2 separate regions of the Homo sapiens genome follow, and region 2 is linked to region 1. Evidence: chromatin loops called from intact Hi-C (ENCODE). Cell type or tissue: PC-3. All regions are shown on one strand. Links, peaks and the distances in the headings refer to the core of each region. The heading gives the core; the rest is flanking DNA.

Region 1 (15,708 bases), core at 4,524-12,523:
TGTAACTAACCTGCACATTGTGCACATGTACCCTAAAACTTAAAGTATAATAATAATTAAAAAAAGGAAAAAAAAAAGAGTCTTGTTGGACAGGAAGTGTCAAACCCTTTTGTCCTCACAAAGCCCAGTCATTGGTTGGGGCTGCCTGGGAAGAGATGGTGTCTGTAGCTCAAATACCCTGACAATCCATAAGAAGGGACTGTAAGTTATGTTCCTCACAACTAATTAGCACGTTTTTTCCTTAAAAGAATTTCTGAGCAATGAGCCTCCATGGCTGCCACTAACCACTGCAGCTCTGAACAGATCCACTTCTCCGTATGCATTCATGGAGTAATTGGTAAATGAAAGTCATACCATTGATTCCATTTTCAGCCACCATCCCTGCCCACATAAATGGCCACTCCATTTATGTGCCTACCCTTCCAGTTCAGGGTGACCAATGACAAGGCTGGCTAATGCCAACTGATCAAAACATTTGATCTACTTTGTTATTCATTGTCTCTTCTGCAATGGACACATTTTCTGGTGGGCATTATATGTGATATAAAAATCTTCACACTTCACACCCAATCCTATCTGTCCATCCACATGTCTCCATCACACACTCCCTTGTATACGATCTTTCAGTTCTTTTCCTTTTAGGCTTCTGACCAGCCAGCAAGATCATTCCCTAGTGTCAAGGAGTATGTACACATGTATGTACATACACACATACATATATTCATATTCTCACCTCAGGCCACTTTTTCCACACAAAGGTAATAATCAAGTTTGATGCTCAAAGTTCCACAATCAGGGAACTTTTTTCCTGCCACTGTATGTCAAGTTCACCCATAAGTGTGGCTAAAGAGTACCTGCCATTCATTTTTAGATTGTACCCATTTACCAATACAACCAATTCACAAACCAATCAGTTCTCCTCCATCAACTTATTATGCAGAACTCATAATTCGTAGGTACAAGCTAAAGGATGGTGCCAATGCCAACCTTGAAATTGACGTGATGATCTGGAGTACCTGCTCACATAACTGACTCAAGTGCTTTTGTCCAGCTTGGGCTCAAGCTTGGATGTGCCATTTACATCTGAAGAGGGACTGCTGCTGGGCCCACTCAATGTTACAACTTGGTAGGTCCAACAGAATCAGATTATAATAGCCAGTTCTGAAAGCATGGTCATAGGGTGAAAAAAAATGGTCATATGTTTCTTCTTCACCAGGGCCCAGTAACACAGAAGGAGCTATTTCTTGACAGGCATAAAAATCTCCACTGCAGAAAACATGGTCCTGCTGAAGACACTCAAGGCCTACATTGTAATTCTCCCACTGAGCTTTGCCATAAACCCCATGCTGCATCTTTTCCCACAATGGATACCTCCAAAACCACAGGGTCTGCTAACTCATGACCCAAGCAGCAGGGCTGATTGTACCCAGCCTGGACCTGCTGCAAATACATATCCTACACAGATCCTACTAAATGCTGGAAGATGTCTGGGTCACCCTGTATTTGGCTTAAAATATAACTGCTAAGTATGAAATGTGTTGCCCTAGAATTCAAAGAGGGCTAACAGATACTGTGCTTCTTTTTAGTGATTAAGGAGGCAATATGCAGCTAATTATCTTACACTTACATCCCAGCATGACCCTGACCACTGGACCCTTAAAAGTTCTACTTGAGTGGTAGTTTACTGAATCTTTGAAAGGTTTATCTTTCATGCTCTGGAATGCAAATTTCTTATCATGGACTCCACTGTGCTATCCACATCTTGCTCATCTCACTTTATCAACATGATGTCATCAGTGTAAATAGAGACCAGAAGCATCATGTTGGCTCCCTATCTGATGGCTATTTCTTTGGAATTGGAATGCATAAATGGGACTGATATACAGAGCAGCTGGAGTAACCACCACACCGGGTCCTTGGCCTTTTTTGGGGGAAGGCCTATAAACATTCCTGTGGAGTGTTTACAAGGTTCAAATCTCTTCCGACTACATTGTGACAGAGGAGGCCCTGGGACAAAGCTATTGTGTACATTTTTGCCAATTCCATGTGAATGCAAACAGTTTATGATACTCTTTTCTGATTGGGGTAAAAAAGAACACATTTGCCAAATCACTGTCTGCTTACCATGTACCTAAGCCTTTATTAACTATCTCTACCAATGATTCCGCACCCAACACAGCAGCAGCAATCAGGGCTAATACTTAGTTAAACTTATGGTAATCTATAATCTTTCTTGAGGATCTATCAGCATCTATCAGCATCTATGGATGAAAAACAAGAGAATTAAACAGATGAGGACCAACACTCCTGCATCCTTACGATCTTTAAAGGTGGTATTAATCTCTATCATATCTCTTGAGATGCCAGATGTAATCTTTTTGTTTAGCTATCTTGGTAGAAGGTAGAGGATGCCAAGGAATCCATGCAGTTTCAGAGGCCCCCACTTGGTCTTCTCCCCAAAAGTCCAAGGGCCAAATGTGGTGGTTACTCCAACTGCTCTGTATATCAATCCCACTTATACATTCCAATTCCAAAGAAACAGCCATCAGATAGGGAGCCAACGTGAGGCTTCTGGTCTCCAGCGATCTGTGCCAACCCAACTTCTGTGTCCGATATTCCTCAGAATGTCTAGTGCACAGTCCCCTAAGTAAAAGCCATGGGGCTCTCCGGGGAAAGATCAGAGGACTCATCACAGGAGACATTTGTTATGACTTCTTGTGATATTGCAAGATTCTTTCTTCAGGGGTAGGTTTGCCAAATTTAGCAAAAAAAAAATACAGGCCACTAAGATGAATTCACATTTCAGATAAATAGTTTTTAGCATAAGTATTTGAAGATAAGTATTTTTTCTTCACAGAATTGGAAAAAACTACTTTAAAGTTAATATGGAACCAAAAAAAGAGCCTTCATTGCCAAGTCAATCCTAAGCCAAAAGAACAAAGCTGGAGGCATCATTCTACCTGACTTCAAACTATACTACAAGGCTACAGTAACCAAAACAGCATGGTACTGGTACCAAAACAGAGATATAGACCAATGGAACAGAATAGAGGCCTCAGAAATAACACCACACATCTACAACCATCTGATCTTTGACAAACCTGAGAAAAACAAGCAATGGGGAAAGGATTCCCTATTTAATAAATGGTGCTGGGAAAACTGGCTAGCCATATGTAGAAAGCTGAAACTGGATCCCTTCCTTACACCTTATACAAAAGTTAATTCAAGATGGATTAAAGACTTAAACATCAGACCTAAAACCTTAAAAACCCTAGAAGAAAACCTAGGCAATACCATTCAGGACATAGGCACGGGCAAGGATGTCATGACTAAAACACCAAAAGCAATGGCAACAAAAGCCAAAATTGACAAATGGGATCTAATTAAACTAAAGAGCTTCTGCACAGCAAAAGAAACTACCATCAGAGTGAACAGGCAACCTACAGAATGGGAGAACATTTTTGCAATCTACTCATCTGACAAAGGGCTAATATCCAGAATCTACAAAGAACTCCAACAAATTTACAAGAAAAAAACAAACAACCCCATCAAAAAGTGTGTGAAGGACATGAACAGACACTTCTCAAAAGAAGACATTTATGCAGCCAACAGACACGTGAAAAAATGCTCATCATCACTGGCCGTCAGAGAAATGCAAATCAAAACCACAATGAGATACCATCTCACACCAGTTAGAATGGCGATCATTAAAAAGTCAGGAAACAACAGGTGCTGGAGAGGATGTGGAGAAATAGGAACACTTTTACACCGTTGGCGGGACTGTAAGCTAGTTCAACCATTGTGGAAGTCAGTGTGGTGATTCCTCGGGCATCTAGAACTAGAAATACCATTTGACCCAGCCATCCCATTACTGGATATATACCCAAAGGATTATAAATCATGTTGCTATAAAGACACATGCACATGTATGTTTATTGCGGCACTATTCACAATAGCAAAGACTTGGAACCAACCCAAATGTCCATCAATGATAGACTGGATTAAGAAAATGTGGCACATATACACCATGGAATACTATGCAGACATAAAAAAGGATGAGTTCATGTCCTTTGTAGGGACATGGATGAAGCTGGAAACCATCATTCTCAGCAAACTATCTCAAGGACTAAAAACCGAACTCCACATGTTCTCACTCATAGGTGGGAATTGAACAACAAGAACACTTGGACACAGGAAGGGGAACATCACACACCAGGGCCTGTTGTGGGGTTGCGGGAGGGGAGAGGGATAGCATTAGGAGATATACCTAATGTAAATGATGAGTTAATGGGTGCAGCACACCAACATGGCACATGTATACATATGTAACAAACCTGCATGTTTTGCCCATGTACACTAGAACTTAAAGTATAATAAAATATATATATATATAAAAGATAAGTATTTTATAAGTATACTATAAAATAGAACAAATACTAAAATATTATTCACTGTTTATCTTAAATTCACACTTAATTAGGCATCCTATATTTTAGTTGGCAAACTTATCCTGACCACCTCTTCAGTCAACAGATTCCAGGGCTATGAAATGGATGAAGTCCAGATTCTGAGAGAGATACCGTGACTTGTTTGTGGAGGTTAAGTAATGTCAGTCTGTCACTCATTGATTCTGCTTTCTTCTTCTTTTAACATGTTTAACTGCACCTTGATGGCTGCCTACGTAGTTTGCCCATGGAGACACCATGTTCTATTATCCATCTCTGCAATTCCCTCTTGATCAGTCTACTTTGAGGACTGCCTTTCCAAACTTGCTGACCATTACAGTAATCTGGCTTCTGTTAAGCACCACCAATCTCTATTGTTTTGTGACCCCATTATCCACATTTCAATTAAAAACCCAGCTCTATGCCTACTTTTCTACTGTCAATCCTGGTGGCCAGAGAAGAGTCACCACACATTTTTAAATGATGCTGGTTTCCCTCTCACCAGTGCATTCCTGATGGTGAACATGTCCCTTGGGCCCTCCAGTGAAATAAATATAATTCTCTGTTGAGTCTTCTGGTTTCACACTCAATATCCATGTCAGTATGCCTCCCTTCCAACAATTTTCAACACTCTCCTACACAGTATCAATTACAAAATCAGGTAATATGTACTCCATTACAAAATTGGGTGAGCAAGTCCATATATTTGCATTCCAAAGTTACTTAGAACACGTTATCAGTAGTTGGCACTGAATAGCAAAATTATAGGGAATCCTTCCTCTATGCTTTGCATATTTTCTAAGACCTTTTCTTCAGAATATGCAAAATAATTTTAAAAAACAAAAGCGATGACAAAATTAAGCAAATTGGAAAGGATACAGAATACCCTTGAGTAGCATGAAACATTTCTTCCTTTTATTAGTTTCTATGGTTATGCTGAGTTTTAGGTACTACATATACTGAAGCAGTTTGATGTGCATGAATACAATAGGTGTGCAAAAAGATGATCTCTAGGGTCATTTTTGTGGTGCTATTGTACAGGAACTAAAGAAAAAAAACGAATGAACAAAAAGAAGAAAAGAAAGAAGGGAAAGAGAAAGAAAGAGAGAAGAGAAAGAGAGAAGAAGAAAGAAAAAGAAAGAGAGAGAGAAAGAGAGAGAGAAAGAGGAAGGAAGGAAGGGAGGGAGGGAGGGGAGGGGAGTGGGGGCCTTCCAATTTGCAATAGTATTTTAAAAACTACAGACAAACTATAGTTATCAGAAATTTCAATCCATTTTTATTATCTGGAGTTATATCATGCTTTCTCCCATTCTAATAGGATTAAATTGATTTAGACTATACAAGTAGAAAGTAGGTAGAGTTTTTTATTTTATGCAATATGAATAAATACCCTATTGTTGATCTTTCAAGCTGTAACTTCATTATTTGAAAATGTACTGGAATGCACACTTATTGTCTAAGTTTTTCTAAAAACACTGCATTTTAATAGGTACATAAAAATGGAGTCATAAGAGATTACCTCACACCCACCTCCCACACTAAATATTAGCAAAAGCTCTTTTTCTTCCAGCTGCTTGCCTTTATTTTACAGTGTGTCTAATCTATTAGAAAATTACACTAAGAGAACCAGAAAAATGACGAGAGAGGCTGAACCAGAGTCTGATGTAACTGCTAGGTTCTCTTTGTTTCTCCTGGGTCATTCTTCCTAGCAATTTGTAACCAAGGTCTTAAACAGCCAGATCATATCACATCGACCCTCACTACATAATGGCATTTATAATCACAGCTGGCAGCAAAAGGTAAATAATTATAGTAGTATTACATAAAATATTATTTCTTCCTTCCTCATTCTGCTTTTCAGAAGCCCGAATTGGTGATATCATTTAGTCAATTCTACCCAAAATAAAAGTATCTCAGAACCTTCCCTCTTTGTTCCATCCCCATCATTCCCATTGCTGCAGTGTAAGATTTTGGAGTTGGACAGTCTGGGATTCAAGTTTTAATTCTCATGTTTGACTTCTGACAAGTTACTTCACCTCTTTGAGCCTAGATTTTTATCATCTGTAAATTGAGACTATATGCCATGTGGCATTTTTATAACGATAAAAGATAATGTATAATAATCACTTCCCATTATATTCAGTACATAGTAGGTACTCAATGAAATGGGGGCTAACTTGTTGTATTAGTTTTGTTCTCACGCTGCTATGAAGAAATACCTGAGACTGAGTAATTTATAAAGGGAAGAGATTTAATTGACTCACAGTTCTGCAGGGCTGGGAAGGCCTCAGGAAACTTACAATCATGGCAGAAGGGAAAGCAAGCACATCCTTCTTTCACATGGCGACAGCAAGGAGAAGTGTAGAGTGAAGGGAGGGAAAGCCCCTTAAAAAACCATCAGATGTTGTGAGAACTCACTCTCTATCACAAGAACGGCATGAAGGCAACCACCCCTATGATTCAATTACCTCCCACCGGGTCCCTCCCACAACATGTGGGGATTATGGGAACTGCAATTCAAGATGAGATTTGGTAGGGACACAGCCAAACCATATAAATTGTATCTCATACTTTGGTGTGTAATCTGATCTTGATTATTATGACATCCTCCTAATAGAACCCTCTGCCTTCTGTCTCTTCTCACTTCAGTTCATCCTGTTGTTACGAAAGTTTCTATATTTTAAAAAATTAAAATTAAGAAAAGAATTATGCCACCTTCTTATTGACAAATTTAGTCATGATGGTTACAAGATCAACTCTTAAATCTCTATCACCCCATCAAATGCCTTCATGGCTTCATTCTCATTTCTTTCCATTCCTGCCATTCATCAAGCCAATGGCAACATTTGAATATCCACTATATGCAAGATATAGTGAATATGGTGGCATAGAAGACCCACATTGTCCATGTTTATGAAGCATATGTAACAAGCTGCAGCCAAAATCAAGTGATAACTCTTCCCCAGACAGAATATTTATTCCACATATCAGATGATAAATATTCATGACTTCAAGTATCAATAGGGATACAACAGAGACCAAGGTGAGAACAGGAATAATCAAATCTTATCAAGGGAGACTTCAGAGTAAAGGAAGACATATAAAAATGGAAAATTCGGCTTCTGGTTTTAATTTTAACACTAATGGAAGAGAAAAGTGCTACAGGAGCCTATGCAGGCGTCCACAGGTGGATGAGAGTTCAAATCTATTTGAGATGATTATCAAAAAGACTTCTTAGACAAATTGACTAGTGTCAGGCCTTAAAGGCAGATAGAATTTCTACAACTAGAGGAGGTGGATGGTCCTTCTAACCAGTGGAAAGAGCATCAAACCAGGATAAACAACTTGCCAGCCAACGTTAATGTTATTATCAGAGAAACTAACTGCTCAAGTGCAATCTTCAGGACTGCTAAACTAAAGAATTCTAGCTGTCTTAAAGCAGTCACTCTCAAACTTTAGTGTGTGTCAGCATCAACTGGAGAGGTAATGAAGCCAACAATGGCCAGGCACATTGAAGTTGACTGAGGTGTGACCCCACTTTTTACCGATTTTCACAAGTGATTCTGATACACACAAAATTTTGAGAACCACTGACTTAAAAGAGCTAAGCAGCATCATCACCTTGGGAGGTAGTTAGAAACACAGGATCTCAGAACCTGCCCCAATCCTACTGAATGAAAATCCGTACGTGAACAAGATTTTCAGGTGGTGTATATGGACCTACACCTTTAAAAAGAACTGATCTAAACCAGTAGTTCTTAACCCTAGATTCAGATTAGAATCACACTGGGAGCTTTAAAAATTATCAATACCTAGATCAAACCCTCAGATTCTTATTTCATTGAAATGAGTGTGGCCTGTACCTGGGAGTTTTAAAAGCTTCCCAGATGATTCTAATAGACAGTAAAACATGCAAATCTCTACTCTAAGGTATTTCCATCTATTTCTGGATTTTATTTTGTAAGTTAACCAAACTAAGATGAGCTCCTTGGTAGTCTTTAATTAGTCCCACACGTGAAAAACAAACCCAACTAAATTTCAGTAAAATTACAGAATATTTGAAGAAATTAATCTTTTCACTAACTTCATTTTGTATACATGTATACAAGCTTAATTTATGATATATGTTATAGAACGAAACAATATAATTTAATAACATATATATTAGTGCTTTAAGTTAGAGAAGTGTTCAGATCCAAACATTAGCAGCTAGTTGCAAAAGTGTCTACGATTTTTTAATTAGTTGGGGAAAGCACCTGATTTTAGAAGGACTTTCCTAATGAATAAAGACCAGACATTTAAGTGCAGGTATTTTGAACCTTTGAAATAAACAATATTTGCATATAGCCATTCTCAAACTTTAGTGTGTGTCAGCATCAACTGGAGAGGTAAGAAAGCCAACAACGGCCCAGGTGCACTGAGGTCAACTAAGAAGAACTGATCTAAACCAGTGACTTTTAACCCTAGCTTCAGATTAAAAATCACACTAGGAGCTTTAAAAATTACCAATACCATCTGTGCAGCAAACCACCATGCCACACGTTTACCTATGTAACAAATCTGCACATCCTGCACATGTATCCCTGAACTTAACATTAAAATTGAAGAAAAAAAATTGCCAATACCTAGATTGAACCCTCAGATTCTTATTTAATTGAAATGGCCTGAACATGGGAGAATTTATGAATTCTCATAAATTCAGAATCAATATATATAATTGAGTTTGATTTTATTATTAAAGATGTATTCTAATGTTACTATATATTTTTAAAGTCATGAAATGAATGAAGTTTATGGCTTTTAAGTGGACATAAAAAGAAAATTCTTCATCTAGAAAAATCATATGCGTAAAACTGAATTTAATCTATGGATTTAATATTATTTTCATCGTCTATAAATGTAATTTTTTATTACCAGTAATATTTAGGATTATATTGCCACCTGCTGGTGGACATTTTGAGAATTTCATGTAACTATGTCATACTTTGTTTTAAACTTAACTCTTTGCTATTGTTTTCAATAAATATGTTTCACTTTAAAATTTAAAACCTTAGAAAAACATTGAACCATCATACAAATCTGGAACATAGGTAAGGCATATCATAAAATATGCTTTGGGGAAATACACAAACAGGATTGTGAGGAGCGCTCATTTACATGCAGAGTTTGGCCCACTGTCATCCTCAGGTCTAAGGATATAGGACACTTAGCCACATCACTAAAGCTAAGGTTGTCAGGAACCAGAGTAGAGATTATTCTTTAACAAAGGCATTGAAGTAGAGAAAGCAGATGAGCTTCTGTTTTGCCACGACTCATATTTAAGTGAGCATTTCACTTTTAAAAGTACAATGCTCACTTAAATACAACTGGTGTCAAAACAGAAAGGCAGGGAGAAGCAAAATCATATGTATTCATGTACCTAGATACACATATACATAGATACATTAGGAGGAAGATTAGGACTTGTATAGAAAAATGTAGATCATTATTCTACCACTCTGGCTGTGGTTGTACTTCTGTTCCCATGGAAGCAATATGCAGAACCTATGGAAGAGACCAACATGTGTTTCACCTTTCAAAAAGGTTGGACAACTCTCTCACCTTCCAAAAAGTAGGACAACATGTAACAAGGCACTTAAGCATTGCTACTGATACAGAGACACTCAAATAGACTACATCACCTACTGAATGTCACCAGTATTACTTTATAATTTATTGACCTTAGAAATGACACATGGGCAGCTGCTGGTGTTTATGGCCAGTTTTTAAGTATATGTTCAACAACAAAATTCACAAATGTTGATTGATATAAATATGGATAGCTAATATTCCTAGGTATTACCATAAATTAGATGAAGAGAAAGCCTCAAATAGGCTGTGAGCTAAGAATTCCATTATTTCACAAATTGTGGGTTTTTGTTTTTATGTCTGTTGTGACTATTGTTAGTCCTGTGTTGGGAACCTACATGTGTACTATAAGTAACGTTATAAAGTAGGAAAGTAACTCAACTGCAGAAAGTGAACATGTTTACATTCCAGATGTTCCCATATGGGAATCTGTAGATTACGGTATCATGGAAGGAGTTAAGAGTGCCAGTTGGTCAATATCTTGCCACGGAGCCTGATGCAGGTCACTTCATTTCTATGTTTTCTCATCTGTAAAATGAAGGGGTTGTCCAGACTAAGGAAGATAACTATGTTTTGTGATGTGATGGTTAATTTTATATGTCAACATGGCTAGGCCATGGTACCTAGTTATTTAGTCAATCATTATTCTAGAAATTTGTGTAAAGGTATACCTTAAATGAGATTAATATTGAAATCAATAGACTGAGTAAAAGAGATTACCCTCTATAATGTGGGCAGGTCTCATCCAATCAGTTGAAGGCCTTCATAGAAAATATGTGTAATCTAAAAAAGTTGATCTCATAGAATTAGAGAGTAGAGTTGTGGTTAACAGGCTGGGGTGGTTGTTGGGGAAGGAGAATTGGGGCAATATTGGTCAAAGGATACATTATTAATTATAGTTAGATAGGAGGAATAAGTTCAAGAGCATTGCACAGCATGGTAACTATAGTTAATGACAACATATACAGTTCTTGAAAAATGCAAAGAGAGTGAATGTTAGGTGTTCTCACCACAAAAATGGTAACTATGTAAGGTAATATATTTGTTAATTTGCTAGATTTAACCACTCCACAATTTATATATACTTCAAAATTTCATGTTGTACATGATGAATACATATAATTTATCTGTCCAGTTAAAATATATATGTAGGCTAGGCGCGGTGGCTCCTGCCTGTAATTCCAGCACTTTGGGAGGCCGAGGCAGGCGGATCATGAGGTCAGATGTTCGAGACCAGCCTGACCAACATGGTGAAACCCCGTCTCTAACAAAAATACAAAAATTAGCCAGACGTGGTGGCGGGCACCTGTAATCCCAGCTACTCAGGAGGCTGAGGCAGGAGAATTTATTGAACCCGGGAGGCGGAGGTTGCAGTGAGCCGAGATCCCACAACTGCACTCCAGCCTCGGCAACAGAGCAAGACTCCATCTCAAAAATAAATAAAATATATATGTATATATTATAAAAAGAAAAAGACTTATCTCCCCCAGAAAAAGGGAATTCTGCCAGCAGACTGCTTTTGGACTCAAACTCCAGCATTAACTGTCCCCTAAATTTCCACGCTGTAGATTTTGGACTTGCCAGCCTCCAAAAGCACACAAGCCAATTCCTTAAAAATCTCTGTCTCTCATAAAAAAAGGGTGGAGGGGCAAATGGGCATTATGTATTTCAATGTATTATATATTTAGTATGTTATGTATTATTATGTATTTTAATCTCCTACCAGTTGTGTTTCTCTGTGGAACCATGGTGAATACATGGTAACAGATTAATATTAGCTAAAATTATAAACAATGTCCATTTGTAGGTTAAATTGAGGCATATTATTCCCTAATGCTTTCTCCTCATTGAGGCATATTACTCCCTAATGCTTTCTCCTCATTAAGGTAACTGATAAGTCCAAATTAGCACTCAGAAAAAGAGACTGATGGCTTCGAAGATTAAGATATTCTAGATACTTGACACTATGATGAGATTATTTTGCTACATAATGTACATTTTCCCCACCCCCTTTTTTAAGCCGATCATTCAACTATTACTGCCTTATGCTAAAAGACAATGCATATGGATCCTCCCTGGAAAATGACACATGGCCTCTTCAGGCCTGCTCCCTACCTCTTCTACTGTCTGATCAAGGGGCCCACCAGATATTGGACTTTCTTCCTTGTGGTAGAAGGTGGAAGCTGCAATAATTTATCTTTTACTTTGGAGGGAATGTCCCAGAATACCATTGACCACTGGACTCCTAAAACTTCATGAATGTGACAAGTCCCTGAATCCTCATAGGGTTTATCTCCCAGCCTCTGAGGTGTGTGTGTCTTATAAAGGCCTCCTGTATGCTACCCACCTCTTGTTCATTCCACCTAATTGTCTTAGTTTAGGCTGCTGTAACAAATTACTACAAACTGGGTGGCTTATAAACAGAAACTTATTTCTTACAATTCTGGAGGCGAGAAGTGCAAAATCAGGGTGCCAGCATGATCCAGTTCTGGTGAGGGCCCTCTTTACAGTTACAGACAGCCATCTTTTCAGTGTCCCCAAATGGTAAAAGAATCAAGCTCTCAGGGTCTCTTTTATAAGAGTACTAATCCCATCCATGAGGTATTTGCCTTCATGATCTCATCACTTGCCAAAGCCCCCACTTGCTAATACCATCACATTAAGGGTCGGGATTTCAATATATGAATTTGGTGGGACACAAACCTTCAGTCTGCAGCACTGATCAACATAACTGTCATCAACATGATACTTTAGCACATGATTTTTCCAGGATGTCTAGATGATCCAGATCTCTTTGGACTATGAGAAGACTGAGGGAGAAAAAGTTAACATAGCCTGGAGAAAACCATAAATCTGTATTTTTGTCTACTCAGTGATAACTGTTTCTGATCCTCTTTTCTCATTGGGATAGCAGCCATATTAATCTAGCCTAGCATAAATACCATACCTGACATGACAGCTGCAACTGGGGCTAGTACGTGGTCAAGCTTGTAGTAGTTAGTTATAGTTACCCTCCCAGATCCATATGGTTTCTGCAGAGGCCAGAGTGGTAAATTGAAAAGATCTATGATATGGCTACCACTTCTACATCCTTTAGATCTTCAACAGTGACATTCATCTCCACTATTCCCTGTCCCCTTGTAATATGTGATTTTGCTTTTCATTTACCATCATGGCTGGTATTGCATAGGGTGATTTCAGGTGCTTCCTCTTGACCTTTCCACAATAATAGCTTTCCCCAACAGGCTGTGAATCCAAGGAGGGTGTTCTACCAACCACCAAGTATGGCAAAACCAATTATACATTTGAGGACTGGAAAATGACCACTGGGAGGAACTAGCGAGCCAAGATGCCCGAATAGGAACAGCTCCGGTCTACAGCTCTCAGCATGAGCGACGCAGAAGACGGGTGATTTCTGCATTTCCATCTGAGGTACCGGGTTCATCTCACTAGGGAGTGCCAGACAGTGGGCGCAGGACAGTGGGTGCAGCACACCGTGCGCGAGCTGAAGCAGGGCAAGGCATTACCTCACTCGAGAAGCACAAGGGGTCAGGGAGTTCCCGTTCCTAGTCAAAGAAAGGGGTGACAGACTGCACCTGGAAAATCGGGTCACTTCCACGCTAATACTGCGCTTTTCCGACGGGCTTAAAAAATGGCACACCAGGAGGTTATATCCCACACCTGGCTCAGGGGGTCCTACGCCCACGGAGTCTCGCTGATTGCTAGCACAGCAGTCTGAGATCAAACTGCAAGGTGGCACTGAGACTGGGGGAGGGGTGCCCGCCATTGCCCAGGATTAATTAGGTAAACAAAGCAGCCAGGAAGCTCGAACTGGGTGGAGCCCACCACAGCTCAAGCAGGCCTGCCTGCCTCTGTAGGCTCCACCTCTTGGGGGCAGGGCACAGACAAACAAAAAGACAGCAGTAACCTCTGCAGACTTAAATGTCCCTGCCTGACAACTTTGAAGAGAGCAGTGGTTCTCCCAGCACGCAGGTGGAGATCTGAGAACAGGCAGACTGCCTCCTCAAGTGGGTCCCTGACCCCTGACCCCCGAGCAGCCTAACTGGGAGGCACCCCTAGTAGGGGCAGACTGATACCTCACACGGCCGGGTACTCCTCTGAGACAAAACTTCCAGAGGAACGATCAGACAGCAGCATTTGCGGTTCACGAAAATCCGCTGTTCTGCAGCCACTGCTGCTGATACCAAGGCAAACAGGGTCTGGAGTGGACCTCTAGCAAACTCCGACAGACCTGCAGCTGAGGGTCCTGTCTGTTAGAAGGAAAACTAACAAACAGAAAGGACATCCACACCAAAAACCCATCTGTACATCACCATCATCAAAGACCAAAAGTAGATAAAACCACAAAGATGGGGAAAAAACAGAGCAGAAAAACTGAAAACTCTAAAAAGCAGAGTACCTCTCCTCCTCCAAAGGAATACAGTTCCTCACCAGCAATGGAACAAAGCTGGACGGAGAATGACTTTGACAAGTTGAGAGAAGAAGGCTTCAGATGATCAGACTACTCTGAGCTACAGGAGGAAATTCAAACCAAAGGCAAAGAAGTTAAAAACTTTGAAAAACATTTAGACGAATGTATAACTAGGATAACCAATACAGAGAAGTGCTTAAAGGAGCTGATGGAGCTGAAAGCCAAGGCTCGAGAACTATGTGAATAATGCAGAAGCCTCAGGAGCCGATGCGATCAAGTGGAAGAAAGGGTATCAGTGATGAAAGTTGAAATGAATGAAATGAAGTGAGAAGGGAAGTTTAGAGAAAAAAGAATAAAAAGAAACGAATAAAGCCTCCAAGTAGTATGGGACTATGTGAAAAGACCAAATCTACGTCTGATTGGTGTACCTGAAAATGACGGGGAGAATGGAACCAAGTTGGAAAACACTCTGCAAGATATTATCCAGGAGAACTCCCCCAATCTAGCAAGGCAGGCCAACATCCAGATTCAGGAAATATAGAGAACGCCACAAAGATACTCCTCAAGAAGAGCAACTCCAAGACACATAATTGTCAGATTCACCAAAGTTGAAATGAAGGAAAAAATGTTAAGGGCAGCCAGAGAGAAAGGTCGGGTTACCCACAAAGGGAAGCACATCAGACTAACAGGGGATCTCTCAGCAGAAACTCTACAAGCCAGAAGAGAGTAGGGGCCAATATTCAACATTCTTAAAGAAAAGAATTTTCAACCCAGAATTTCATATCCAGCCAAACTAAGCTTCATAAGTGAAGGAGAAATAAAATACTTTACAGACAAGCAAATGCTAAGAGATTTTGTCACCACCAGGCCTGCCCTAAAAAAGGTCCTGAAGGAAGCACTAAACATGGAAAGGAACAACCAGTACCAGCCACTGCAAAATCATGCCAAATTGTAAAGACTATCGAGGCTAGGAAGAAACTGCATCAACTAACGAGCAAAATAACCAGCTAACATCATAATGACAGGATCAAATTCACAAGTAAAAATATTAACTTTAAATGTAAATGGACTAAATGCTCCAATTAAAAGACACAGACTGGCAAATTGAATAAAGAGTCAAGACCCATCACTGTGCTGTATTCAGGAAACCCATCTGACGTGCAGAGACACACATAGGCTCAAAATAAAAGGATGGAGGAAGAT
Region 2 (15,708 bases), core at 3,815-11,814, 230 kb before region 1:
GCAGTAAGCCAAGATCACGCAACTATACTCCAGCCTGGGTGACAGAGTGAGACTCCATCTCAAAAAAAAAAAAAAAAAAAAAATGATTAATCTTGTTATATATGTTTTGAGTAAAATCAGGTGTATTTTAATTACAACTAAATCATGAAAACACTTGAAATGAGTCTCCTTTGCATTCATATATTATTCCCATGAAAAGTACAAGTTTTAGTTTCTTACTATCCAGATGGACTAGCAGGTAGAATTATTAAGAATAGCCATCACTTACATTTTAAATATTGAATGTAAAAGTATTTAAAAGCAGAAATGTTGGTCAAAGGGTACAAAATTTTAGTTAGGAGGAAAGTTCAGGAGATCTATTGTGAAACATGGTGAGTATATTTAATAACAATGTAATGAATTCTTGAAAATTGCTAAAAGAGTAGATTTTAAGTGTTTTCATCACCCCAAAAACTAATAATGTGTGTTAGGAAATCCATATGTTAATTAGCTCAGTTTAGCCATTTCACAGTGTATACATATTTCAAAACAACATATCGTATACAATAAATGTATACAATTTTTATTTAGCAATTAAGTAAATAAAATGTTTTTAAAAATAATCTGTTCTGCTCTCAGTGCAATCAGTGCTTGTAAGGCCCTGGCTTAGATATTATACTTATCTTGCTATTGCTCTTACTCAGAAATCCACAATGACTCCCTACTGTCTACCCCTTCAATCTGGTTTTCTTAAATATGACCACTTGCCACTTTGGGAGGCTGAGACGGGCAGATCACGAGTTCAGGGGATTGAGACGATCCTGGCTAACACAGTGAAACCCCGTCTCTACTAAAAATACAAAAAATTAGCCAGGCGTGGTGGCACACACCTGTAGTCCCAGCTACTTACTTGGGAGGCTGAGGCAGAAGAATCTCTTGAACCCAGGAGGTGGAGGTTGCAGTGAGCCAAGATCACACCACTGCACTCCAGCCTGGGCAACAAAGCAAGACTCCGTCTTGGAAAAAAAAAAAAAAAAAAGACCACTTGCTTTCTGGCCTAGGCCTACTCTCTCTAGAACCCCTACATGATCTCTCACCCTAGCCATGTCATGCGTCTCTCCAGCACAAATACCATACATCTGTGAACCTCTCTCCCACCCCACCCACCCTACACCCCACAATACACACGCATACCCAAGGCAAATGCTGTGCCAATGCTGGGCAGGCTTGTCCTTAAATCTTTTCCTTGTCCTCACCTTTGTGTGCCTGTACTGCAAGGGGAGCCAAGGAATAGTTGGTGGGGGACAATAAATCTTTTCAGCTGCTCTCCCTATTTCTGAATAAGCTGGATTCAGCTAATGAAAATTATCTCCTGAAGACTGCAGGTGGAGGAAGGAGGAGGAAAATGGAAAACAAAGTATCTCTCCCTCCCTCAGTGCCAAGGGCTTCTTCTCCAGCATTAGGGGCAGCTGCTCTGTGGCTCCTGCTACTACTGCACATGCCACTGTGGTTCCAACTTCCGATGGGTGACCCTGCTTATAACCCAGATCTTCCCCAGTCCCTCCAGCCTAAGGATGGTAGTGACTTCCTGCTGCTGCTAATCTCTGGGCTGCCTCCCTCACCTCCTGTGATCTTTGTAGATTTCCTACCACCTGTGTAACTAACTGTGAGCATTGCATTTCCTGTTTCAAATACTCAAAGTCTTTTCTGTTTACCCTATTGAACACTTACTGAAGCAGTGCTCAAAAAATGGGAGCTTTTCAGTGTGTGCCATACGTTCTATTTTCATCTTCTTATTTGATCCTCACAATAATCCAAAAGGATATGTTTTAAATTCCTATACTATAGGAAGGGAAAGTGATTTACCTTTCTAAGCCTCACAGTTACACAGGTAGTGAGAGAGCCCAGATTGGAACTAGGGTCTAATCATTTACTACTTGTATTCACTTATTTATTAATCTACTTGATTAGATCATACACTCTTTAGAGTATCCTTTTGCCTCCTCCATGCTGTTTGGCACAGCTGGAAACAGTATGGGTAGAGGCTCAGTAATATTGATTAACTAATTAATTTATTGTATAAGAAGTATTCAGCCACCAGACACATGTCTTTTAAGAGCAAGCTTTAACCATTTCAGTTGTTTGCTCCCATCCATTTTCTGTCATCCGACACAGGAAGACATCAAGGGAGAGGTAATTCACAGGAGTAAGGAGGCACCACCAGGGGCAGAAATGTTTGATCCTAAGAAAGTGTAGCCACAAGATTTATATCAAGTGGCAGAGCCTCAAGGTTTGAGGAAGAAAACAAAAGTTTGATTCAGGAGGGCAGAGCAGAGACAGAAATGGCAACTGGATGTCAGAGATATGCCCTGGATAATCTCTTTTTGAGATGAACCATGGAATACTCAAAATAGGGCTGAGTCCAAAGAAGCAGAGCTGGGTAGGAATGAGAGAGGAATGCAGGTGCCAGCCAGCTGTCTTGGATACAGTATGAGAGGCCTGATAGAGTCCAAGGACCTAGCAGAGAGAGAGAACTCCTGGAACCCAAAACACTGGATAGACTGGACTCCATGAAGTGGCCATTTGTTAGTGTTGCTGAAACTCACGCTGAAGAACTTAATTTTTCTCTATATTTTAGCCCTTGGGTATGAAGCTATACAGGAGCCTTTCCAACCACTGGTGAGGGTGATATTCCCAGCTCAGCCTCGTTGCATTATGAAGACAGTTTGCATATGGCAGCTGGCTGGTAGCTAGGCCTGTGGGTGGGAGCTGAAAGAATCCACTCTGCTGGGAACTATTTGAACTACAAGATTTCCTTTCCTTTTCAGAAAAATGTGGTAGTTTTACCAGGGATTTCACAGTTATTGGTATCCATTTAATTGGCACAAAATAGGGGGTTTGGCCGGGGAGATTGTTGGGGATGTTGAAACTTATCTTCTAACTTCTTCTTTCCAAGAGTCCTTTATTATTTCCCAGCCTAGCATTGCCTTCTCCCCGATTTCTTCTTCCCATGGAGAAAAGTCACCCTTCCCTATTTAAGAAAGGGAAAACTTACAGGAACTGGTCTCACAGAGACAAGTTAGGAAACAATTTAAAGGAGAGAGAGATAAATAGAATCAAATTCAGCATCAAAGTTTTATAAGCGGTAGTCCCATTCAATTTGGTAAAAGATGAGTTATTGGAAAACTCTGTCAGATTTAAAGTCTGTAACAGCAGAAATCAGATTAAAGTGAATAATAAAAAGTGTAAAAACCATGTATATGCTCTTTTGCAAAGAATCTTGGCTGAAAGAATAGAGAGGGACGTAACATATTTGAGGACACATGGATTAGTGGTGGAACATAGTTACGGCGGGATGACATGAGCCTAGGTGGATTATGATACTTAAGGAAGAACAGTTTTTTGATAAAGGAGGTAAGAGAGTAAGGATGTGTTCAATGAAGAGCTCAATAGGTTGGTGAAGGGTAGTGGGGAAAGTACATGACTAGGTTTCCTCCAACTATTTGTCCAGTGAAATTATATCTTTTAAGTTTCTTATTAGTTCAAACACAGATTATAAGAAGAGCATTTATGCATGTCAAAATTCCATTTCCTCTCAGATCCATTTCTTATCCTTTCTTTCCTATGCCCTGAATCATAGGAAGCTACATTGCCTAGGCCATTTCTTTTGGTCTGGCGGTAAGTTTGGGTACTTGGTGGCAATCATGGAAGATGGGGGGACAGGAGGAAGGGAGCAACCAGGGTAATTCTTTCCCTCCCTCTTTCTGTCTGCTTCCTATGGTGTCTGGCAGCAGTTACACTTTCACCATGGCTCACAATCTGACCAAGCTGGGTTCCCAGCACCCACCCAGGTACCCACTCTTCTTCTAGCACCTTCTACACAGCCCTGGTGTCCAAGGTCGGGCATCACCCCGTTGTCTTACTGTTGCTGCTAAATCTCTAGGTTGCTCACCACCTCGTATTTGCTTGTCATCCTTTCTATCCCAGTTCCACCATTTCTTGTATCAAATTAACTGTATTTGAAAGAGCTAGAGTGATTTCTCTTTTCCCACCTGGACCCTGACTGATAAAGCAACTGTCCCTCCAAATCATTTATATAACCACATAGAAGGTGTGATTCCAGCAGATTTGCCTCAATCATATGTCTTCTTTCTGAGAAACATACTCAACTACAGCCAAAGTTTTCCAAAATACAGACCACTGACTATGATAATATATCCTTTTTCATAATTAGTATTAATGACTAATGGTTTTAACCTAGTAGACTAGCTTTTTTCCTAATTTTTTTAAAGTTTTATTTTATTTTTAATTGATACATACTAATTACATATATTTATGAGATACAGTGTGCTGTTTCAATGTGTCTATTTTTCAGTCATTAAATATAATTAACCAGTCATTCCACAGAAGAGTATAGAGCACTACTTTTAAATAGATCTCTAATCTATAAATATAGAAGTCTGTAGTTTATTTTTATTTCCACTGTTCTAAATGTTTCAAAAAGAAATATCCTCATGTCTGTAGCATATTAACCGACACACACATAAAAATAAGAATATTCTTTATATTATTACATAATAAGGAACTGTGATATTTGTCTTTTAGAAGCTAGTGTAAGAATTCCTCACACAGCAGGTTATCCTCCATTGAGAAACTGCTTATAAGTTTCTTGAGATGGAAAATAAGTCCTCCAAAAATGACTGGCAATTTCAAATTCCTGGAGGAAGATCTAGGGGAAAGGGAGCTAGCATCAATGAGGTGCCAGTGATTCTACTTTAAGAAAAATGCTCCTCTGTAGCCCAGCATCCTTGGCTAAAAAAAAACTTGAACAAACAAAAATCTATTGTCATGTCTTTTCTTCCAAAATTTTGGCTGTGGAACGTGTGAGAAGAATTCCTCTGTCTCCTCTATGATGTCTTCAGAAAATTTTATGTATTTGACTCATGCTTTCATGCAAGTGAATTCAAAGAGGCTGATAGAAGAAAGTTGGTAAATGAGGCAATGGTTTTTAAGAGAAAAATGTGTCTAACTGAGCCTCCATGTATGTATTGAGCACTTTGTACTCTTCTGAATTTGAAGATACAGAACACTGCATAAGTGGAAGACTTCACTCATTCAGCCACATGATCATCTCCTGTCCTGGGATGTGGTATGAACATATGTGCACTGAGCATGTTCAATGTTCACACACTGCTAGAGTTGGAAAATGACTAACTTGGACTAAAATATTCAGATGAATTTTGAATTTTATGGCATAAAGTTTTATTGCACTACTGAGCTTCAGTCTGGTTCACACAGATCTGAGGAATCAGGAAGTGGGAGCAAGGTCACAAAAAAGGGATGATGGCAAATGTTGGTATCAGTCACTTTCCATGACCTGCCTCAGGCAAAAAAAAAAAAAAAAAAAAGACTACATTTCTTTTTGGAAGAGCACATTCTCTTGTAATTTTATAGGAAATCACATGCCGATCTTAGTGTCCAAGATTCCCTTCCATGGCAGGCAAGCAGGTCTCTAACTACGTTTATTTCTTTCATCTAAAATGGGCATGCTCTGAGTGTGAGAGTGTGCCTATATGCATGGGGAAGCAGCACCTTCTGAGAAAATGCGACTGGATGTAGCCCTTTTCTGTGAAGGCTCAGAGACATAATTGGGTCAATGCCTCAAGGTGGTCAGATCCTGGGAACCAGGCTCATGCTTACTAAAATGCACAAAAGAACTGGTGTTAGCCGTGGAAAAAACAACTGTCACAGCAATAAAAGACGTAGAACAAGCACATTCTTCTCCTGTGGTAAGCAACATGGGAAGCTGTTGAGAAACCATGAAAAGTGCCTGCCTCACAGCCCAGAAATATCTGAAAGCCTTAATGTCCACTCACCTCTCCCTGTAGGCAGACCTAGGAGTGATTTGAGATGTTCCTTTGCGAACCTTGACTTACAGCAAGGGGACTGAAGTCTCTTTCTCAGAAAGCTTTTTCCCTGCCCTGCACTCTGCAAGGCAGCAGCTCCATCATGCAATGAAACTTACTTGGGCTCATAAGCACTGACATGCTGATGAAGCTAAAACTTGTCCTATAGTGTCTCATCCCGACAGAGGGTACTCATTTATGGGTATTTCACAAGTACGCCACACTTTGTGGGGGCTTTTGAGTAACAAATATTGCTCTTTAATCACATTCTTCAGATTACAACATATTTGCGATTGTGTTTTCCCCTTCATATTGGCTCCACTGCTTCTCATGAAACAAATCCCAGTTCAACTTGGATATTTGGATCATAAAGTGTCTCACACTGAGGGGTGATTTTTTTTAACGCTATCTGTCTGGCAAAGGCTTGCAGACTTGCCCTGCCTTTCTAGTTATCTTCTTGGAAATCTTTGGCTTTTGAATCACCTTTTGTGCTTTCAGGTTAACGAAGTAATTGAAGTATAATTGTTCCCATTTTATGAATGAGGGAAATGAGGTATAGAATGCTTTCCTGCTAAAGCTGCAAGATGGCAAAGCTGGTTTCTAGTGTGTGAATCAAACCAGGAGCTCTCTTCAGTACCTGGCACTGCCTTTGTTGCAGGATTTTTCCTTAGTTCAGCTGAAGACAGGGTCCTTGTCCATCGCATGGCCATGAAAATTTAGGCTCATAGACAGTTTGAAGGGTGAGTAAAGCAGGGTTTTATTGGGTGAAAAGGAAGAAAAGGGGGAAACAGAGACTCTCCACAAGGCCAGGGTCCCGTTAGAGTGCTTCCCTCCAGCAGTTTGAATTCCAGGTTCCACACACCGTAAGAGGAGGGGCCAGGCTCCTCCCAGCTGCAGACGGGGCAAACTTCCCAAGGATCCACCTCAGTGAGCATTCCTCCCAGCGCGCAGGCCAGTAGGAGTTTGCCAGGGACCCACTCCCATCTGACTGGCTCATCTTCATCAATGCCTGAGCCCTCAGTACTCTGGAAATGTATGTAACATTTCCTCTCCTTCTGTCTTAGCAATAGATCTTCCAGGATGAGTAATGGCAAGATGTGCAGAACTACCCACAGCTCCTACTAATTCAGAAGGAAGTAATTTGAGAATGAATCATAGAGAAAATTTTCAAATGCCTTCTTACAGGTATTAAACATTCAGTTACATGATACAATTAACTGCTGCCATCATATCACATGGTAAACTAGTTTGAATAGGGACTTTCTGTGCCACGTTACAGGCCATACAGTAGCATTTTTAGGTCATGGAGTATGAAGACATATGTTGAAATCCCAACTCAGCCACTTAATGGCTTTTTTACCTTGAGAAAGTGACTTAAACTCCCTAAGCTTTAATTTCTCCAGCTGTAATTACTGTATGACAAATGTCAGTACATCAAGCATTTTGTGAGGTTTAAATGAGATAATGTGTAGAAAACTCAGCATGATTGTAGAAGAATAAGTACTAAATATAGAAGTAGTGATACTAGTAATAGTAATCTTTGGAGGACACTAACATATTATTACAAATGTGTTTCATAAATTATCTCATTGTATCATTGTATTATCACCATCTTACAGATGAGAAAACAGAAACTTACAGAACTTTAATCACCTGCCCAAGACCAGGTTAAGTGCCAGAGATGACACTCACATGTCCTCAGATTCTAAATTCTCTCTGCTTTCCCTTATAACAAGTGGCCCCAATGGGAAATGTGTTCAGTATTGGTCATGGTGTGGTTGATGAGGTCAGCTTATTGTTGGAGGGCTCAGGAAGGTCCCCAGATGCTAGTGAAACCCTAGCCCCAGCCAGTATCCAGGTTCTTGACACCATCACAAGAAAGGATTTGGGAATGAGTCAGAATGATGCGAAAGACAAGAAGCTTGTATTGTGAAGAGAAAGTACACACGTAAGAGAGAAGTGCAGGCATGCTCATGAGAACAAGTCACACACAAAGGAATTTTCTATTCTAATGTGCTCCTCTCAATTAGGGGGTGGAATAATCATGAGGTTTTCTAGGAAAAAAAGGTGGTGATTTCTTAGAATTGGGGTGGCACCTATTTTTATGGGCTTGCTCGGATCTGTTGTGGTGCTGGTGGGTGTGTAATTTAGTATGGTAATGAGCATATAATTAGGTCTGGATAGGGCATGGGTCAAATCCACCACCATGTTGGACTTAGCCAGTTTCAACCAGGTTATCCCATATCCTTTCTGTTAGGGTCTTATCAGCCTAGGCTCATCCTTGTCATTGAAGCTAATTTTTTTTTTTTTTTTTTTTTTAGATGGACTCTTGCTGTGTCACCAGGCTGGAGTGCAGTGGCGTGATCTCGGCTTACTGCAACCTCTGCCTCCCGGCTCCAGCAATTCTCAAGCCTCAGCCTCCCAAGTAGCTGGGATTATGGGTGCACACCATCATGACCAGCTAATTTTTTTGTATTTTTAGTAGAGACAAGGTTTCACCATGTTGGCCAGGATGGTCTTGATCTCTTGACCTCGTGAAATGCCCACCTTGGTCTCTCAAAGTGCTGGGATTACAGGCCCAACGCACCCAGCCTGTAGCTAATTTTAACAGCTCCTTTCTTGCTGCCATATGAAATTGCTGCTTGACATTTTCTCGCTTCTGTGACCACCCAGTATTCCTGTCTCAAGATGAAGTTGTGGCAGGCTGGGGACATGGGCTTCCGAAACTGGAGTTAATTTTACTATTGACTAGAATGATATTAGACTATTTGTATAATAAAGTAGATCTGTTTAACACTATGTGCCTAACACTGTGCTAGTTGCTTTAACTCTTATGACCACTCTCTAAAGAAAGCATTTATTATTGACATTTACAGACTAAAAAACTGAATGTTAGGAAAGGTAAATGGCTTGTCTAAGGTAATATCTTGGCACATGGTTAGGTCAATGCTTAAATCTAAAGCTGGTGCACTTTTCAATGGGTCCCATTGCTTCTAATGAATGTAGCTAGCCCCCAGTTTTCTTATCTACAAATTGTACCTGTATTGCAGTACTGTGTGAAGGCGAGATGAGATGACACAAAGTAAAACACTTAGAATAAGGCCTGGCACATAACAGGCAACAGAATCCTCATCTCTTCCTCTTTATTTACCTAAAGAGACAGTGGCCCAGAATGAAGAAAGACAGGTACAGAGACACGGGCTTTATCTCTGAGTGACATCTGCAGGCAGCTCAGTGACATTAGAATTGGATTTTTTTGTGTCAAAACGGTTATCTCTCTGTGAGCTCTGTGCATAGACTGATGGATATGTGATCTTTGCAGGATGGAATTGAACAGTAGAGCTAATTGCTTTAGGAAGTTTACTATATATGGGAAGTATAAATCTCATGAAAAACAACTGGTGGTAAGAGAAAAGAGAGACACTCTTAACCACAAATCTCCCATATTCCACTCTCTAGCTCCAACATATACCCTGTCTGCATTACAAGCAGGGAAAGAGGCAAAGATCTAGTATTTTGTACTTATTCATCTCATGCATCCATGTATCCATCCATTCAACCATCAATATTTATTCAGCAGTTACTCTGTGCCAAGCTCTCTGTTAAGAAAGAGAGGGGATGAACAATCAGATAAGACATGATCCATGACCTAAAGAAGCTTATGGTCTAGGAGGGAAACCAATAAATACACTAAAATCAAAATACAGAGCTCTGGGTGCTTGGATAGATAAAGTAATGTCTGGGTCCCGCGAGATCACAGAAAAGGGGAATTTAAATTAACCAAAGTGTCCAGTAAGTCTTCCTGAAGGAGGCAAGCCATGAGCTAAGCGTTGGAGGAGAGTGTTAGACAAGGCCCTTGGCTTGAAATAACAAGAGGTGCTCCATCTTATGAGCTGTCATGGAGGGAAGCAGAGGAATATTGGGTGGCTTCATCATAAACTTCCATATTTGGATGATGCATCATAACCTTCTCAACACTTTTACACAAGATCATTCCTCCTATTCTGTTACTTTTGTCTTAGAAATTCTACATAACTCTCCAGTGTTTTAAAAACATATATAACTCTTCAAACTTTTAAAGATAAACTGTTTATCACTATTTTTACATATCAAAATAAAAATAATATTCTATCTCCAGTGAGGACAGATTTGAGCTACTCCAAGATGCAAGTAATGAAGCGTAATACAAGTAATAAAGCTAGGCCCTATCAGATCTCATTTAATTTCTCTGTGGTTGTAAAAATAGCACAAAGCTTTGAAATACAAAATGTATTCCCTTTTAAAAAATATTTTCCTTAAAGTATAGTAACTTTGTCAGCCCCTCAGTGCTAATATCACTCATGTTAATATTGAGATACTTTCTTAGGAATAGCATGTGATGCATCAGTGTCTAAGAAATAATAAAAGGATAAACATAGCATCAAGACTTCTGAATGCTTGTGTATATTACTGAAAATTAGTATATATCAGTCTAACCTCATTAAATTCTTAGACAGTGAATGTGTGTCTGTATTCAGAATTTTATTTTCATGTTCTTGGGAAATGATGAGTGGAAGAACATTTATGTAGTATTGAATTAATATTAAAAAGAAATTGATTATATCTTTCAAGGGTTTATTAAGCAATTGCTCTATTTAAGTCACTATGGTAAATTATATGCACATAGACATTAAACAAAAACAGAATCTCTGGCTTCAAGAGCCTCGTGATTTAACTGTATGGGAGACCAGAAAATAAACTGGAGGAGTCATGCAGAGTGCTCCAGGAGGAAGCCTATGGGAGATACATAACTAAAAAATCCTTAGGGATGAGAGGAGCCAAGGAAGGTTTCCTAGAGAACGAATAAGACATATGCTACATATGACATATAGGACAGCTTTTTCCGGACAAAGAAAGCAGAAAACTATGTACTAGACAAAGAGAGGAGCATGTGCAAGGACATACAAATAGGGAGGCAGTAGTTTGGACAGTATCAATAAATGATTAAGGCCGAGTGCAGTGGCTCACACCTGTAATCCCAGCACTTTGGGAGGCTAAAGTGGGAGGATTGCTTGAGGCCAGGAGTTCAAAATCAGCCTGGGCAACATAGCAAGTCCCCATCCCTCCAAAAAAAATTATCTGGGCATGGTGGCACATGCCATGCCTGTAGTCAGTCCTAGCTACTCAGGAAGCCAAAGCAGGAGGTTTCGAGACTACAGTGAACTATAATTGTCCAACTGTGCTCCAGCCTGGGTGACAAAGCAAGGCTCTGTCTCTAAACAGATAGACTGATAGATGATAGATGATAGATAGATAGATAGATAGAAGAGTGAGAAAGAATAAAAGAAAGAAAGAAAGAAAGAAAGAAAGAGAAAAAGAAAGAAAGGAAAGAAAGAAAGAGAAAGAAAGAAAAGAAAGAAAGAGAAAGAAAGAGAAAGAAAAGAAAAGAAAAGAAAGTTACAAATAAATAATTAAAATGATGAAAGTATGGATCTGGGCCGGATAGGAAGAATCTCATAGCTTGGGAAAAGATGGAGGACTTAAGTACTGCTAGTTTTAATGAGGTCTCCGAACGTATATTGCACAAATAAGGTTTATAACAAGTCCATGAAATGTCCTTGAAATGAGCGGATGAAATGGAGTGAGAAGGAAGGTCATTGGAATGGAGAGGGTCAAGGAACTTTAACAATGGGATACTTTATGGCCATCATGTGGACACTGATGTCCTCAAGATGCTAGAAGCTCTTGGAGCTACAGAGAAAGACTGTGATCCTGGTGTCAACACTGTGTCTACCTCCTCTGCTCCTGGGAGCTCCTCCTCTGCTCCTAGAGCAAATTGTACAATTAAGTTGATTGGAATTATGAAAATCCATGATCTTGAACCTAATTTCTTCAGACCTACTAAGGAAGTCTCATATGATTTCCAGTTTCCTTCACAACCATTTCCAGCCTTCACAATTCACAAGCTGTATCAGCTTCCTCCTCATTCTCAGCAGATTTACTCACCTTCTGCCTTACAGACCAAAGTGAGGCCCACCAAAGCAAACATCTCAACTTCTTTCTCCACCTAAAAACTTGCCTGGCATCTACACTACTCCTCTTTGTGTCTCACTTTCCTAAGCTACCATTAAAATATGGGATAATAATTATATACATCTAACAATGTTATGGGGGAGGTTAAATAACATATATAATCCTTAGGCAGGTATAGCACATAGAGATCAATGCTTATTAATTATCATTATTGCTATTACTCTGGTTGTTGTTGAAACCCATCCTCAACCCCTATCTTCACAGTCCCATCCCAGGCTGCCTCATTTATCTCCTCATTCTCCTGTATTTTCTGCATTTTCCTCTCTAGTAGTTGTTTTCTTCCTCTCAGCATATAAGATCAATTATTTCACATCTGTAAAAAAGCTTCTTTCTCTGCTTTTATTCCTCTTCCAAGTCACTGCCCTGCATTTTTCCTTTGCTTCACATTGAGTTCCCGGAAATCTACTCAGAGCCTGCTGTGTACCCTGGTGTGGTGGCACATGCCTGTAGTTCTTGCTACTCAGGAGGCTGAGGCAGGAGAATCACTTGAGCTCAGGAGTTTGAGGCTGCAGTGAGCTATGACTGTGCCACTGCACTCCAGCCTGGGTGACAGAACTTAAACAAACAGACAAGCAAACAAACAAAAAACTCAAAGAATCTGCTGTGTCCACTTCCTTCTCTTGATGTGAAAATACGAACCCACCACATTTTGTCCTCTGCCCTGCAGAAACTGCTTTTCAAAAGTTGCTTATAATGTACAAGATGTTAAATCTAATGAATGTTTTTTGGGTTTTATGTTATTTTAATCTTCAGTAATAGTGACACTGTCAAGAGTTCCATTCCTCCCTCCCCTTCTCCCTTTCTCCTTCAGTGCTTTTATTCTTTTATAACATTAGATCCCCCTGCTTAGTGTGTTATTTAGTACACTGTTAGTCCTCAATAAGTATTTGTGGAATAAAAATATATTTGATAAGAATAATATATTACACAACAATACATGTTCTTTGGAGAGTAGGTATATTTTAGTGTCTAAGGATTAGTGTGTCTGAGCTATGGACATACTTAGGGTAGGAAGCTGACTGTATTAGTGTAGAAATTAGGCCATCCCCTGAACTGTCTTTTCTTAATGGGATAAAAACCCAATGAGCAAGTACCTAAAAGATAATATTTAAAATTATCCAGGTCTTATTTTTGCTATGTTTAGTAGAAAGAGATGAATTATAACAGAACAAGCTCATTTACTGTAAAATTGGTCTTACCATCTTGTTTTATTTTTTACTAGCTCATAAAATCAAAGTGTTGAAAAACAATTTCCCGGCTGATTCATAGTTAACAAATACTTGGTGAAATTTCAGTGTATCCTTTTATAAATCTGATACCTTAAATGCAAAACAAAAGGTCATTTCATGTTTCCCAGCTGGCAGTGGACTGTAGTAACATATACCTGTTTAGGATAACTCAAATTCCTGATTAGCATGTGTGGAACTTGCAATTGTAGTACAACAAATATCTCATTGAAAATGCTCTGTGCTGCTTTTCTGATCACAGTCTTTGTATATACAAGTACAGCCGAGTCAGATGCAACAACGCAGACAGCCAGTCAGCTTCTCTATGGCTTGTTACTGTTGCCCTACAAACAGTAGAATAATTATTTCTGGACCCACTCTATTCATGAGATGATAAATGAACTTAACACATCTGTTGCACTTACTAATCCATTCATGGATTTATTCTCTCATTCGTGTTTTCACATATGCTTTGAATGGACTAGGCTGAATCATTTCTGTAGTCACACAGACTTAGTCCTAGTGAATCCTAGTTACAGAATCCCCAATAACATCTACATGGCAGCAAAGCTATACCATGGAGAAACTGATTCCTTTATATCTGAACTTTCTATTCCAGATGAGACAGTTCTAATTCAGGTCTTTATTGCCCCTCACCTAGACTAGGATAATCATGTTCTAACCAATATCTCAGATTGACTTCTCTGGAAAAGAGACTGAGATGTAGTTTAAGGTGCCAAATACTGATTAAAGTGTACCCTTGGAATCAACACCTGTGGAAGGGAGAGGAAGGAACCTGGAGTACATAGAGATAAAAGTCAGGTCTAAGGTCAGCCCAACCCCACCACCCCCCTCCCAGGAGAAGCTCAGAAGCTAGATGGACACTACAGGGTTGCCCGATTTGGGCCAGTATGTCCAGGCCTTTATACTTAAACATACATCAGTGACCGGAGGTGAGCCACTAATCCAAGGGGTCTGCCATTGGCTGAGAGAACTCTCTGTAGGTGAGGCAATCCACAGCAAGTCTGACAACAGAAGGCTGTCTATGATCAACACTCCCAGGAGCACTGCCCCACTTGGGGAGCACATCCCTCTGTTCATGACAGCTAGCCTTCCTCTTTTCACCTCTCCCTATTGTAATTTAGCACATACATTATTCCCATATTAATCTTCCAACAACCCAGGTTTGGTAATGAAACTCCATTGCTCAATAACCTTCACACGCTTCCATCGTACACACCACATTTAGCTAACTCTCCATTATTTCACCCAAGCCACCTCTCTAGGTTTTATCCACAGTACTCACTTACGCATCTTCCATTTAGCAAAACCACTATTCCCTAAGACAGTTCAGGGTACTATTGTTGCCAGATGAATGGTGTGTATGTCAGAGTAGTGGTGGACAAGTAGGGAAGTCATTTTTGTGAAAGATTTTTGTTCATGCCCCATCCTTGACTTGAACCTTTACTTCGAACGTTTCTTCTCTAAATGTCCCTACCCCCAACTTCTAACTTTAAAAAATTCTGTTGTTCTTCAGAGCCCAACTCATGCTATTTCTTCCATGTAATTCCTCAGGTAGGGGATGTCCAGATGCTATTTATGAACCAGGATATTTAATATTAAATTGTACAGGTTTTGGCATGCTACAATGTATCTCTCCCTTTCCCTCCAAACTACAGACTGCCTTCTGTGGGTGATGCTTCAGAGACATCACACACAGACAAGAGACTATGATAAATGTCTTAAAGATCTCAGAGACAAGACGACAGAATGGCCATGGTGGGGAAAGTCCTGAATAAGACCAAGGGTTCCTAGAAATATGAAACTGGAGTGGGATAGAACTATTAAAATTTAAATCTTTGCCAAATTGCTGACACTGTACAAGGCATTCTACTCCTCCAATACATGGAATAGGGCCCTCTAACAATTTAAATTTTAATTATTAAACTAATGAGTGACTCCATGAATTCAGACCTGGGAAGTTCTTACACTAGTTGGGTTTATAGTTGGGTTTCATGTATAAGATGAGGAGGACGGATTAGAGTTTTCAAAGGGTCCTTCATGTGCTACAACTTGGCAACCTAGGTCACACTTTGTATTTGTATGCTCACTTTGTTTATGTGTTCATGTTTATGAGCATTTTGTGGGCATAGGCTGTACTTAGTTCATCTTCCTAGGTTGACAGACAGTGTCTTACACATAGCAGATATGCAGTAAATGCTAATCAAAGGAATCTTCCTCCTGAGTCACTTCACCATGAGGAAAATTCGTCTATGTGTGCTGTTTCAGGTGACAGATTTAATTAGAGAAATAAAATGTTTTCAATGAAGGAGATTTAGAGATATCTTGGTATACGCCCTTTCAACCTCTCATCATCTTGACAGCTGTCAACTAATGGGGCAAAACATTACAGTGGAGAGTTATATACTCAAATGTAGTAAAATCCCCAGAGCCTGGGATGAGTTTTATTATGTTTTATTGGAGTAGTAGTGGTAGAAAAAGTTATAATTAAATGACATAATGAA

The links. Peaks named below come from ENCODE experiments on the same cell type or tissue, not always from the same donor. Only the 100,000 strongest peaks of a DNase experiment are listed, where the experiment ranks them.
Region 2: a loop joins it to region 1, with 2.6 times the contacts of the local background. A loop is called at or near these places in 3 of 110 quality-filtered maps.

What each region holds. Positions count from the first base shown.
Region 1 is chr11:101,839,076-101,854,783 of GRCh38, forward strand. No RefSeq gene overlaps it. Among named protein-coding and RNA genes, the nearest start is that of CEP126, 68 kb to the right of the region's middle. In PC-3, for the core only: CTCF peaks have their summits at 9,407 (motif pointing left) and 9,612; no DNase peak of the experiment used is centred there.
Region 2 is chr11:101,611,128-101,626,835 of GRCh38, forward strand. No RefSeq gene overlaps it. Among named protein-coding and RNA genes, the nearest start is that of TRPC6, 35 kb to the left of the region's middle. In PC-3, for the core only: no CTCF peak of the experiment used is centred there; DNase peaks (open chromatin) are centred at 6,974 and 7,764; H3K27ac peaks cover 655 bases; H3K27me3 peaks cover 328 bases.